Regions from separate parts of the Mus musculus genome. Here region 1 is linked to region 2. Evidence: chromatin loops called from intact Hi-C (ENCODE). Cell type or tissue: left cerebral cortex. All regions are shown on one strand. Each heading gives the region's core, and the rest is flanking DNA. Links, peaks and the distances in the headings are about the cores only.

What was found. Peaks named below come from ENCODE experiments on the same cell type or tissue, not always from the same donor. Only the 100,000 strongest peaks of a DNase experiment are listed, where the experiment ranks them.
Region 1: a loop joins it to region 2, with 3 times the contacts of the local background. A loop is called at or near these places in 22 of 42 quality-filtered maps.

What each region holds. Positions count from the first base shown.
Region 1 is chr12:52,829,973-52,835,355 of GRCm38, reverse strand. The region is part of intron 2 of Akap6 (A kinase (PRKA) anchor protein 6); the gene reads right to left. Gm51971 (a long non-coding RNA gene) reads right to left here. Exons shown (of 2, transcript XR_003950181.1): 2 at 3,544-5,383. Among named protein-coding and RNA genes, the nearest start is that of Gm51971, 34 kb to the right of the region's middle. In left cerebral cortex, for the core only: a CTCF peak has its summit at 2,927 (motif pointing right); DNase peaks (open chromatin) are centred at 2,017, 2,918 and 4,665; H3K27ac peaks cover 1,264 bases.
Region 2 is chr12:52,008,521-52,013,903 of GRCm38, reverse strand. No RefSeq gene overlaps it. Among named protein-coding and RNA genes, the nearest start is that of Dtd2, 4.7 kb to the right of the region's middle. In left cerebral cortex, for the core only: a CTCF peak has its summit at 3,145 (motif pointing left); DNase peaks (open chromatin) are centred at 3,127 and 3,486; H3K4me3 peaks cover 773 bases.

The sequences.
Region 1 (5,383 bases), core at 52-5,051, 820 kb before region 2:
CAGGAGACAGTTGGTCCAGAGAACCTTTCTGCCATCTCCCTGCCAAGTCACTGCCACGTTCTCAAGCGGTTGACACAATGGCTTTCAGCAGAAGAGCTGCCATTTACATTACAGAGATCAGTCTGCTGTCCCACCGTCTCTTCTGAATTAAGTTTCATGGTTCCATAGCTAAAGCCCCCCCCACTCCGATACAACAAGCCCTTTTAATGACAACAGTCACAGAGAAGGCACTTGTAGGAAATGCTAGTGTATCTCTCCTCCTTGTGGCCTGGCCTGCTTGTCTGCTCAGGCTCTTACTCCCCAAGCTGCTACTCTGGGGCTCTCAGATGAGCCCTTCCTGGGTATTGTCCCACCATGGCCACATCTCCCCTGGGAGCTTTCCACACTGGGAAAGCTTTTCCTGGCTGCTCTCTGGAGAGGATCCAAAGCTGGAGGGAGACACCTCAGGGCTCCTGATTAAAAGCCCTCGCCTCTACGGTAGATGCTCGAGGATAATTTGGCTAATCGGTCAGCTTGATCTGGTTTCAGATTCCTCTGACATTTTCTCATCCTCAACAAACCTTCAGAATGCAGAATTCAGAACCCCAGGTCCAGGATGGACTGCCTAGGGACCTGTGACAAACGTCAAACGTCACATTTCTTGTAAGAACAAAGGTTTCTAAGCTTTATGCTTTGAAGGCTCATTTTTCAAGTTAGAGCTCATAATTTGTTAGCCCAGGTCATACCCCAGGATTCCTAACACTCTGCAATATCTGTGTTTCCAAACAGAGTCCTGCAACAGCATGCCCAGCTTTAACTTTAGCCAATCCAGTCAGGTAGCAATGTCAGCAGGATCCCGTAAAATGGAGAAGAAAGACACAGATAATGAAATAAACTAGGAAGACACTTCATACCTTGGACAGAGGTGCCTGTGTCAATTAACACTAATTATTCAATCAAGACATTTGCCCTAGTGGGAGGCACAGACTCCATTCACCCCAATTAAGCCAGTGGATGCTGAAAGGATTTACAGGAAAAGCAAAGGAAGGTAGAATATATTCAGCAGTCGAGAGGCACGGGGATGTGAATCCGTCCTAGCTCGTGGCCGTGACCTTGGAATTCCCTGTTGACGTGTAAGACAACCCAAGAAAGGTTGTGCATGATAATCTGCAGTTTAGGACATCTGAGTTCTGCTGCAGCATGCGTTACCGTATACCCTCACCAGCAGACTGCAGGGCCAGTCACGGGTCAAATAACTTCTGCTTTCTTTAAGCCCTTCGATAATTAGAACCACAGAGATAATGGGATTTAGCCTAGCTTGTGGAACTATGTGTTAATTGCAATGATAATTTTCATGACTATGGACCAATCCATTTATTACTTTTAAATTCTGAAATTTTTAAATGAACCAACAATATATTACTTTGAGTTTTAATTTGAAATATTTAATAGCTATTAGCCCAGATTTTAGAAAAGGGGAAAATTTTGTAATATGTAAGAACCTGGCTTATCATAATTGTGCACTTAAAATACTTTCCAAACTAGCCTCAGCCTGTAAAGAGATTTTCTTGCACTTTGAAGTCTATTCTGTTATCTGAAATGGTTAGATAAGTGTCTCGGGGAATTTGAGTGAATTTGGAATAGTATTAGATTATGAACCAACTGAACATTAGCCAAAAAGAAGCGAATGGATGGCTGTAAATACTCTGATTTTCATAGGAAGCTTGCTAGGTTTAAAGGTGTGTGTGCGTGTGTGTGTGTGTGTGTGTGTGTGTGTGTGTGTGTGTGTGTGTGTGTGAGAGAGAGAGAGAGAGAGAGAGAGAGAGAGAGAGAATTAAGGCCCAAGGAAAGCCATGATTTAAAACCTCTCCTTTTACTTCTAAGTGTTCCTTTGAGCTTCAGCTGTGAAGATTTAAGCCTCGCCTCCTACTGTGGGTTCAAATCATGACTCTGTCACAGCAGACTTAAATATTTTTGGTAGTGAATGCGTGCCCTAAATTTCACAGTCGGCAGTTCCTCTCAGCTTCTGGTTCTGCAGAGATGAAGATGACAGATTGGACAGGGGAGGAATGTACTCTCTTTGTTCAGCCGCTGTGTGAGTCTCAGCAACAACCATGATACACTGAAATAAGCCACGAGTCAGACAGGGAAGTTATGTAACTTTCTCCAAGAATAAAATATCGTAAATCTGAAATTGTAATGGAAGTCTCCAGTTTTGGTTGACTACTGTCCAATGAGCACATGAGGGGAAGACATTTCTAAAACAGGTTCCTCTCAAATTTTATGTACATCTGAAACTCTGGGATATCATAAGTGAGAAGTGTGGTTTGGGAGGCAAAGTGGGGTACAGACATTTTGCAACGCTAACATCTGCCAAGGGGCTGCCTAAGCGTCCAGTGCAGGAACCACACTTAGGGCAGCAAAGCTCTGAATGTTAGAGTCCAGATGATGCTTTGTAGCTTTTTCTAGCAATAAAGAATTTTTTGGAAGTTGCATAAAGGGAGCAATATTATGTAAGACAGTCCCCGGACCTAATAGGACATTTGTACTGTGGTATATGTTATATTATATAGTAAATGCTATAATAATAATTGGGAAATTAATGTTTTGCCATTTAAGATGTTTTTTGTAAGGGCAATTAAATTTAAAGTAAACCAGTAAATCCCAGCATCTATGGGCTATTTTATTGGGAAATAAAGATAGTAGTCTTGAAATAAAATACATCACATATGCATACTGATACATACACCAATTCTTCTCATTAGTTGATTGATCCTTCACCGATCAATGATCCTTCACCGTGGAAATTAATATAAGGTTATGTAAGTTGGAAGCATCTCTAAGCATCATTGGCTGCCAGGTAGAGGTAGAAATCTGCATAGATAATCTTAGCAGCAAGGCAAGGCTGAGGAAGATGAGGCTTAAAAGCGCATTTCTCCATGAACACTAGATGGCGCTGCAGAACAAGTGAATGCCAATTGTCCAGGGGCTTCCTTTCTGGGAGTCACTAAATCTTGCCACACTTTTACAGATAGAAATCCAAATGATCTTGGGTTTATATTAGACCTTTGGACATGTTTTAAAGGCTTTTTTACTGCAGAATGCCATTAATCTATTGGGAATTTAAACATTGCACAATCTATTAGTGTTTTTAATGTGTACATGTATGCTTTTTAATTCTTCATAAATTACTTGGATAATATTATGGGTCACAAAGACCGTTCAGTGCAGTCATACAAAGGAGGTTCTAAAACTCAGCGTTGGCGATTGGGAGCAACTCAAAGCCCTCTCTTGCTTTCAGGGGCTACTTTGTAGCAAGTTGATGAACTTGATCAGACAATGCCTAGAAATGATTTCCTGGCACAAAATCTCGTGTCAGAGTAAAGCAATTTCACGAAGTTGCATTAGTTCTCGCAGTAAAACCCATGAGTCAGGGAGGATTAACATAATAGAGGAGGGATCAGCAAGCATGCTAGTGGAATGCCTGCTTAATAAGCCTACCAGTAACATCACTACAGGGTTGAAAGCAATCGTTACACGTGTGTGTGTGTGTGTGTGTGTGTGTGTGTGTGTGTGTATTCATGTAAATACACGTCACAGAGGTTTAGTTCTCTCACTCGACCTTGTTCCTCTGCTGTCGTGAGTTTTTTTGGGTTTTGAATCAGGGTCTTTCTTGATACGTGAGTTCTTACACGTTCTTCCTGCCCCTACTTCCCTTCTTGCCATAGCACTCTGGTATTACAGAGGCACAGCACCATACCCACCTTTTCTGACTTGGGTTCTGGGAATGGAACTCTGGTCATAAGGGTTGCAAGACAATCCATCTCCCTTTCCCCTAGTCCCTTCATTTTCTCTCTTTTAAAAGACTTATTATTTTTATTTATGTGCGCCTTCCCTCCAGCCCTCCTTTTTTTTTTTTTTTTTTTTGGATAGAATAGAGTTTATTCAGGGCATGGGTAGGGGAGTTGAAAGGCTTGTAGAGGCAGAGAAAGGCAGAGAGAGAAGTAGAGGCCGGCCATGCACACATGGAGAGAGGGGGGAAAGGAAAAGCGAGAGAGCAGGAACAGGAAGGCAAGAGCAGGAGCAAGAGGACCCCCATTCCTATTTTATGAAGAGCTATTTACTACTGATGGTCTGCGATGGATATCTAGAAATATTAATGTTGATGAAAACAATGTGAAAATTTTTCAGCAAAGGATTTTGCCCAACTGCTGTGCAGGGCACTGGGGGACTGGCGAGTCTTTGAAGGTTGTCATGTTGATGGTAGGACTTTGATAAGGAGGAAGAAACGTGAGTGTCTACAGGAGGTACTTGAGAAAGACAATGTTCAGAAGCAGGAAGACAGCAAAGTACACCAAAAGTGAAAAACCCACTGCTTCAAACCACACTTTCTCATGTGGCACTGCAGCTGGGTGAGCCAGCAAAGATCTTCATCCACTGGACCTCAGCAAAAGTGTTTAACATCCTGTAGAAGCTTGCAGCCACAGCATATCTACACACAGAGGCCTAAACCCAAATCAGCAAAGTCCCAGCCCACAAGGATCTTCCACTTTAATGCCGTGTGCCTTGAAAGATCTATGTGTTGTTGCTGAAGGCTTCAGTGTACTCATTTCCTGGGTAGGAAGCAAGGCATATAGGGACGAAGATTGGCACTCCTCCAGGAGTATAGAGTATGGAATATTTGGGGTATAAAACTAGCCTTTCTGATGTCATTTCTTCTCAATGTCCTTGGCATTCAAGATGCCAGCATCTTCCCCAACAATAAGCGTGTAATTATGAGCGTTCTTATCAGGTTCCAGCTCTGCACATGCCCAGTGAAAGGTTCCTTTGCCGAATCCAGTGCTTGGAGAGGTAGAGAGGCCATCACTAGTGTGGGAGGGGCAGAGAGATGGTGTCCAGAGCACAGCCAGCAGGCGACAAGTCACTTGGCGAAGTGAAGGAAGGGGTTCAGGGAGACACGGCAGCGGGACAGAAAGAAGAAAGTCAAAAATGAGAGGGGGAAACAGAAGCAAATAAAAGCAGGGCATTTTCATCTGTGGTGATGGATGGAGAGTTGAGCAATGTGAGTCAAGGGAGCGGAGGGCTCCGGTTGAAAGGAGTGTCACTACCTCAGGGCTCACAGCTGGCTGTCAGAGCACTGGGAAGAGAAAGCCAACCCATGATATGCCCATCTCTGATTTGAAGATAACACGGTCAAACAAGCAGCGGTAAGACAGGGTGTCTGAGGATGGGCCTCCACGTTTGAGGCCAATGATCACCTCTGCAATAACACTTCCTGTCTATGTGGACGATAACGTTTTTGTTACAGGTTTGTGAGAAGTCTTATATGAATGCTATTTTTAAAAAAAAAGTTTTCATTCTGGAAAATGTCAAAGATATAAAAGCAGGGTAAGAAAGAATCATA
Region 2 (5,383 bases), core at 267-5,266:
ACGGAAACTTTTTATTGTCGTTTTTATAAGTATAGTTTTGTTAGCATTATCTGATTGACCTCGGTAGATAGTTGTTCTGTATTCCTAAACTAAAACAATTACTCTTTATAGGTACAGGCCAAACTGTTTTTACAAAATACCACTCTGTAATTAGAAATCTGGGTATCTAGAAGCAAGGGGTATATTTTGCAGGGGGATGTAGAGTAAATGTTTGTCTCCTCCTGCTGTGGAAATAAATATGCCGGAGCCCTTTCAGACCCACTCCTTGCTGCATCGTTTTCTTTTTACCAGGTCTGTCAGCTCCCACTTTCTCCCTTCTAGCTGGGTTCAGTCAATGGAAGAAACAACAGAAAGCCAAATGGGAGGAGCAGGGAAACACGTTTATGTGCCGGATGTTTACGTTGCTGTGCCTTGAAGAACGTTTCCCTTCCTCTGAGTCCCCCAGAATGGTGACCGCTGTCTCCTGTTGCTAGCCCTGGTCCTTCATTATCCCACACTGGTTTGGTTTAACCTTTCACCCGACTGCTTACTGGTCCCATCATTCAACTCTCTTCGGCCACCCCTCTAAACTGTGCCATCTGCTTCCTGTCAGGACAGATGCTCTGAATTTCTTCCCAAACCAAGATTTCTTCTGCCATTGCATAGAATTTGTTTTATATCGTATAGTGAACATAGAACGGTTTCTTCCAAAGTCCCTAAAGTCACTTTCATGTGTAGAAACTTCACAGTCAATCAATCAAAGTCTTGGTTTGGCCTTTCACTTTTCAAGAAAGGAAAGTAAACATGGGTGCTGGGGAAAATCGCTCAGTGATTAAAATCAGTGGCTGCTCTTCCGGAGGACTTTGGTTCAAGTCCTGTGACCCACATGGTGGGTCACAACCATGTGTAACTCTAGTGCCAGAGGACCTGATGCCTTCTTCTGGGCCCTCAGGCACCAGACATGCACAAGGTGCACAGGCAGGCAAAATACTGGCACATATTTTTTTTTAAAAGAACAAGGAAAGAAGAAAAAGTAGCCTCGCTGTTTGCTCTTTTGATCTCTAAATAATAGCATCTCTGATCAATAATATAGAATACTCTACATCTCTTGACAGAGCCTATCCCTGGAGTTATCCTGCTATGCAGTACTTCTCAAACACCCAGGTGAGAGAATTCCTTAGGACACTGTGAAGTAAGCCAAGGTCACAGACGAATCTTTAGCAGAGTGCAAATATCTAGAGAGTATACTAGACCTGCCTTATCTCTGAGGACTTGTTTTTATTTGGGAGTTGGATTGAGACTTTTTTTTTAATCAAGAGACAATTTAAGAAATTTCCCTAAACAATCTGATATCACATTTTCTTTTTTTTTTCTTTCTTTTTTCTTTTCTTTTTTTTTTTTTTTTGATATCACATTTTCTGTAAGGACATGGTTGAGTGGATTTCTTGTTTTTCATTGTTAGTACTTAGGGTCATATTTAAGTGTTCACTGCAGAAATACAGGGTTTTTTTTCCTCCGTCCTTTGCTCTGATTCTTCATCCACCGAGCACCACGCTAACGTCTGTCATCACACAGGGCTTTTGAGTACTTCCTACAGTAAGCTAATAGAGGCAGTCTATGCTCCCGTATCCTGCGCTTGGAGGGTGAGATGTGCCAGTCGTGCCCTATGTGAGATTTTCCACTCCCTGTCACGGCAGTACATCTTATTATTCACAGCTAAATTAGAATTCTGATCCTACTCCAGTGCTCTATGTGTTTTAGTTCACATGAACCAATTTCTCATCACCAATTCATCTTCCTAAGCACTGATAAAGAAAACTTCTCTAGGCTTTGAAGTGGAAAGGCAGCGTCCGTCTGCTTTCTGTAAAACGTGGGCACCTCTTCCAGCTGCACTTCTTCTTAGCACAGCTGTCGGTAGAGCTGCAGGGAGAGGCTCACTTTGGAGAGAAATCATTGGGAAACCTCCAGTTACTCTGAGCACTAGGAAGCAGATTCTGTTTCCTGTCCACATCTTTCCTTCTTCAGGATCAGGAAGCTGGGTATCAACTGCACAAGATCTTTTAGAAGATGTTCCCGGGCCTCTCATCTTTGTGAACTACTTTTGAATGCTTAAATGTGGGATGACCAAACCGAATGAATTAAGCAACTGAAAACAAGTCTCCATCAATTATTATACCATCACAGGGGATATAGAATTCACACACAATTGACATTATCCATACGGCCCCTTTTAATATTGTAGCTGTTTGAAAATCATTCTTGTCCAAAAAGTAATTTCTTCCTTCCTTTAAAATAATACTTATTTTTAAAAATTGTGTGTGTGTGTGTGTGTGTGTGTGTGTGTGTGTGTGTACATGCATACACTAAATGTGTACTGTGCGTAAGAAGGCCAAAAGCGGGCATTAGATTCCCTGGAATTGGAGTTACAGGTGGTTGTAAGACACCATGTGGGGGTTCATAAACAAACCTGGGTCCTCCCCAAGAGTAGCAAGTGCTCTGAACCACTGACCCATCTCTCAGACATCCAAAAGTAACTTCTTACATGTTCACAAGGCAAAGCAGGCCTCCAGCCATTGATTGACAGTCTTCCTCTAAAGCTGACTGATGCTTTGTTTTCCCTCTAGCTCTGAAGTAAATTGTCCGACCTGCTTCACCTGGACATTAAATGGGATGCCCATGACTGCTTGACTTTTGGAAATTAAGATGAAGGACTGGGATGGAGTTGGTTGGTAGTTGGTCAGTTGTCCAGCTTGCACGGGCCCTGGGTTCAGTCCCCAGCACCACACAAGGCAGGCGTGGTCAAGCACACCTGTGGTCCCAACACTCAGGAGGTGGAGGCAGGAGGATCAGGAATACTATCAAGAGTTCAGGGTTATCCTCTGATACATAGTGAGTTGAGGTCAGCCTAGACTATGAGACCATGTCTCAAAAAGCAAGGTGTCCCTATGAACTATATCAAAATTCCAGTCAAAAACTACCATCTTAACTAGTAAACGTACTCTAGTGTAACCTTCTAATGCAATTTAATTTTCTTTGCTCTTTATTGCCTTATTCAAATTTTGCTATCCTATCGCCTGCATGTCCTACTTCCATGAATTCTTTGTGGGAACAGTTTTTACAAAACACAGAAAGTGCTTTCTTTAATGTCTACTCCTTACTGCCCTCTGCAGGCAGAAGAGAAGAATAAGTGGCCAGATTTTTTATTTTTTTTTTTTTAACTCACATTCTCAGCCTAAGAGATTCTCACCCAATGGCAAAGTTAAAAGTAACTGGTGATTTTTTTTTTTTGAGACACTAACCATTAACAACCAAACACTATCTAAGCACAGAAATGGCTTCCCGTTGCTCCTTGTTGCACAGAGACCCCGGAGAACTATGCATCCTACTGGCAACAGCTCCTCCCATCTCCGGCACTCACATACGAATAAACACCAAAGTCTTCAGTAACTCCGGATCACAGCTTGGGTCTCTATACAATGTTCCTTTCGATTTGTAAAACTGGAATCTGAGTGGCAGCGTTCAGACTCAATAGTTACAGTGACATACAGGTGCAGGCATGAAAACTTCAACTTATGAATACTACACAAAAGACAACCAATGTGGGAGCCCCTGTAACGCAGCCACCAGAGATAAAGTGAGATGTTTCATTTTCTTTTTACTGAAAGTGTTAGGGAGGCTGCAAGATAACTAGCCAGCAAACCGCTTCAGTTTGTATACAAAGGCTGCTGATTATGCATGAGTTTCTTTTTCTCTACTTTGTATGGACAGCGGCACCGTCAGTGATGTCATCTAAAACAACAGACATGAATATATTGTGCCAACTGAGCCCAAATCAATGACCTGAGTAATGCAATCAGGGTACCACTATTATTTGCCCACTAAACCCTCCGCGTCTGTGAGAAAGAAATGCTAATCCTATGCACTTTCACGGAATAGATTTCGTGGGAAAGAAAACCAAGCCCTGTTTACTTTTATTTACATTCTAATAAGTTCTTAAGGAAAATGGACCACAGGATTCGATGTCATTGGGAACATCAGGAAATGTTGCAGGACTGTGTAAGTACCAAATTCAGTTACTGGTGAGCGAGCACACTCTGAGATAAGAATATTCCTACCAAGGATATTTTCTAAAGAAATGCTCTCCTCCATTCAAAAGGAGGTTTCTCCTGCCTGGGACTGAGGGGTTGGTGAGTCTGTGGTTCTTGTGAGGAGCACTGTCAGTCCAAGTAGCATGACTTCTTTTAAGATATAGAGATAGAAATTAAATATAGATTCATGTATATGTATATGATGTATGTGTATATGTATAAAAACAGTTATGCTTATTGTGTATAATTTTAGGTAAATGTAAAATCATAAAATCACAGCATTCCAAGGAATTCCAAAACAACATAAACTATTATGGCCCTGGATACCTCTCAAAGGCTGAAGGAAAGTCTCTTGCTGAAGACACTTTACATTTAACACACAGGACTCAGACCATTCGAGCTGGATCTGATCTAAAAGCCTCCTTCCTGTGGCTAGCTTCCATGCTACCAGACAACGCTACACAAGCTGCCAAAGGAGGGAAGCAATTTTCAGCCCCACCCAGCAATGACACCTATGAACCACAACAAGGACCAGCAAGGCAAGAGAGCCACAAAGACACAGTAAACGGCACTCCCAAGTCAGTTGTAACTAACAGCTGTCTAATTGGATGCAAAGCCCACTGGACAAGAGGTAAACCATGCCTGTTACTAGAACCTAGCCAAATTCCCCAGGGGTAGTGAGGTCAGGGGTCTTAGAAGAGAATCTACTACATAGCATAACTGTGCTAGCGCAACATAATTTCTAATCCCATTCTAAATTGTATCCTTATATCCATGGGTAAATGTAACTATCACCACTCATCATGGAAGAGTCTCTTAACAGCCAATGAGAATTGTCACAGAGAACCACAACTGGACACAATTTGGAGATCAAAGGATTGTGGGAAGCCCGGCCCCATCTACATCACTTCACATTTATATCATAGATGCTCTTGCATCTATCACTCAAGGAACATCTCAGAAGAGGAAGCAGAAAAATTGGAAGAGTTAGAATACCAGGATGTCTGCTTACAAAACAATCTCTCATAGAAGCTGTTGCATAAAAGAAGCCTGAACAAAGGCAATAGGACATCTCAATAGAGTCTACCCCTAGACAAAGAACTGCAGGCAGCTAATGACTGTACAAAAAGAAAATTAACCTCTCCTATGAATGTCACCCAATACAAAGAGATCAGCTCTGAGACCATATACACACAAACAGCAAAAACACACTCAACAGGTTATATTCGTATATTTTTACATGCTTAATGTAACTATAATAATCGAAGAAAAAAGTTTATTATTGCAAGTGAGGAAAAATAAAAGAAGTTGGGGGA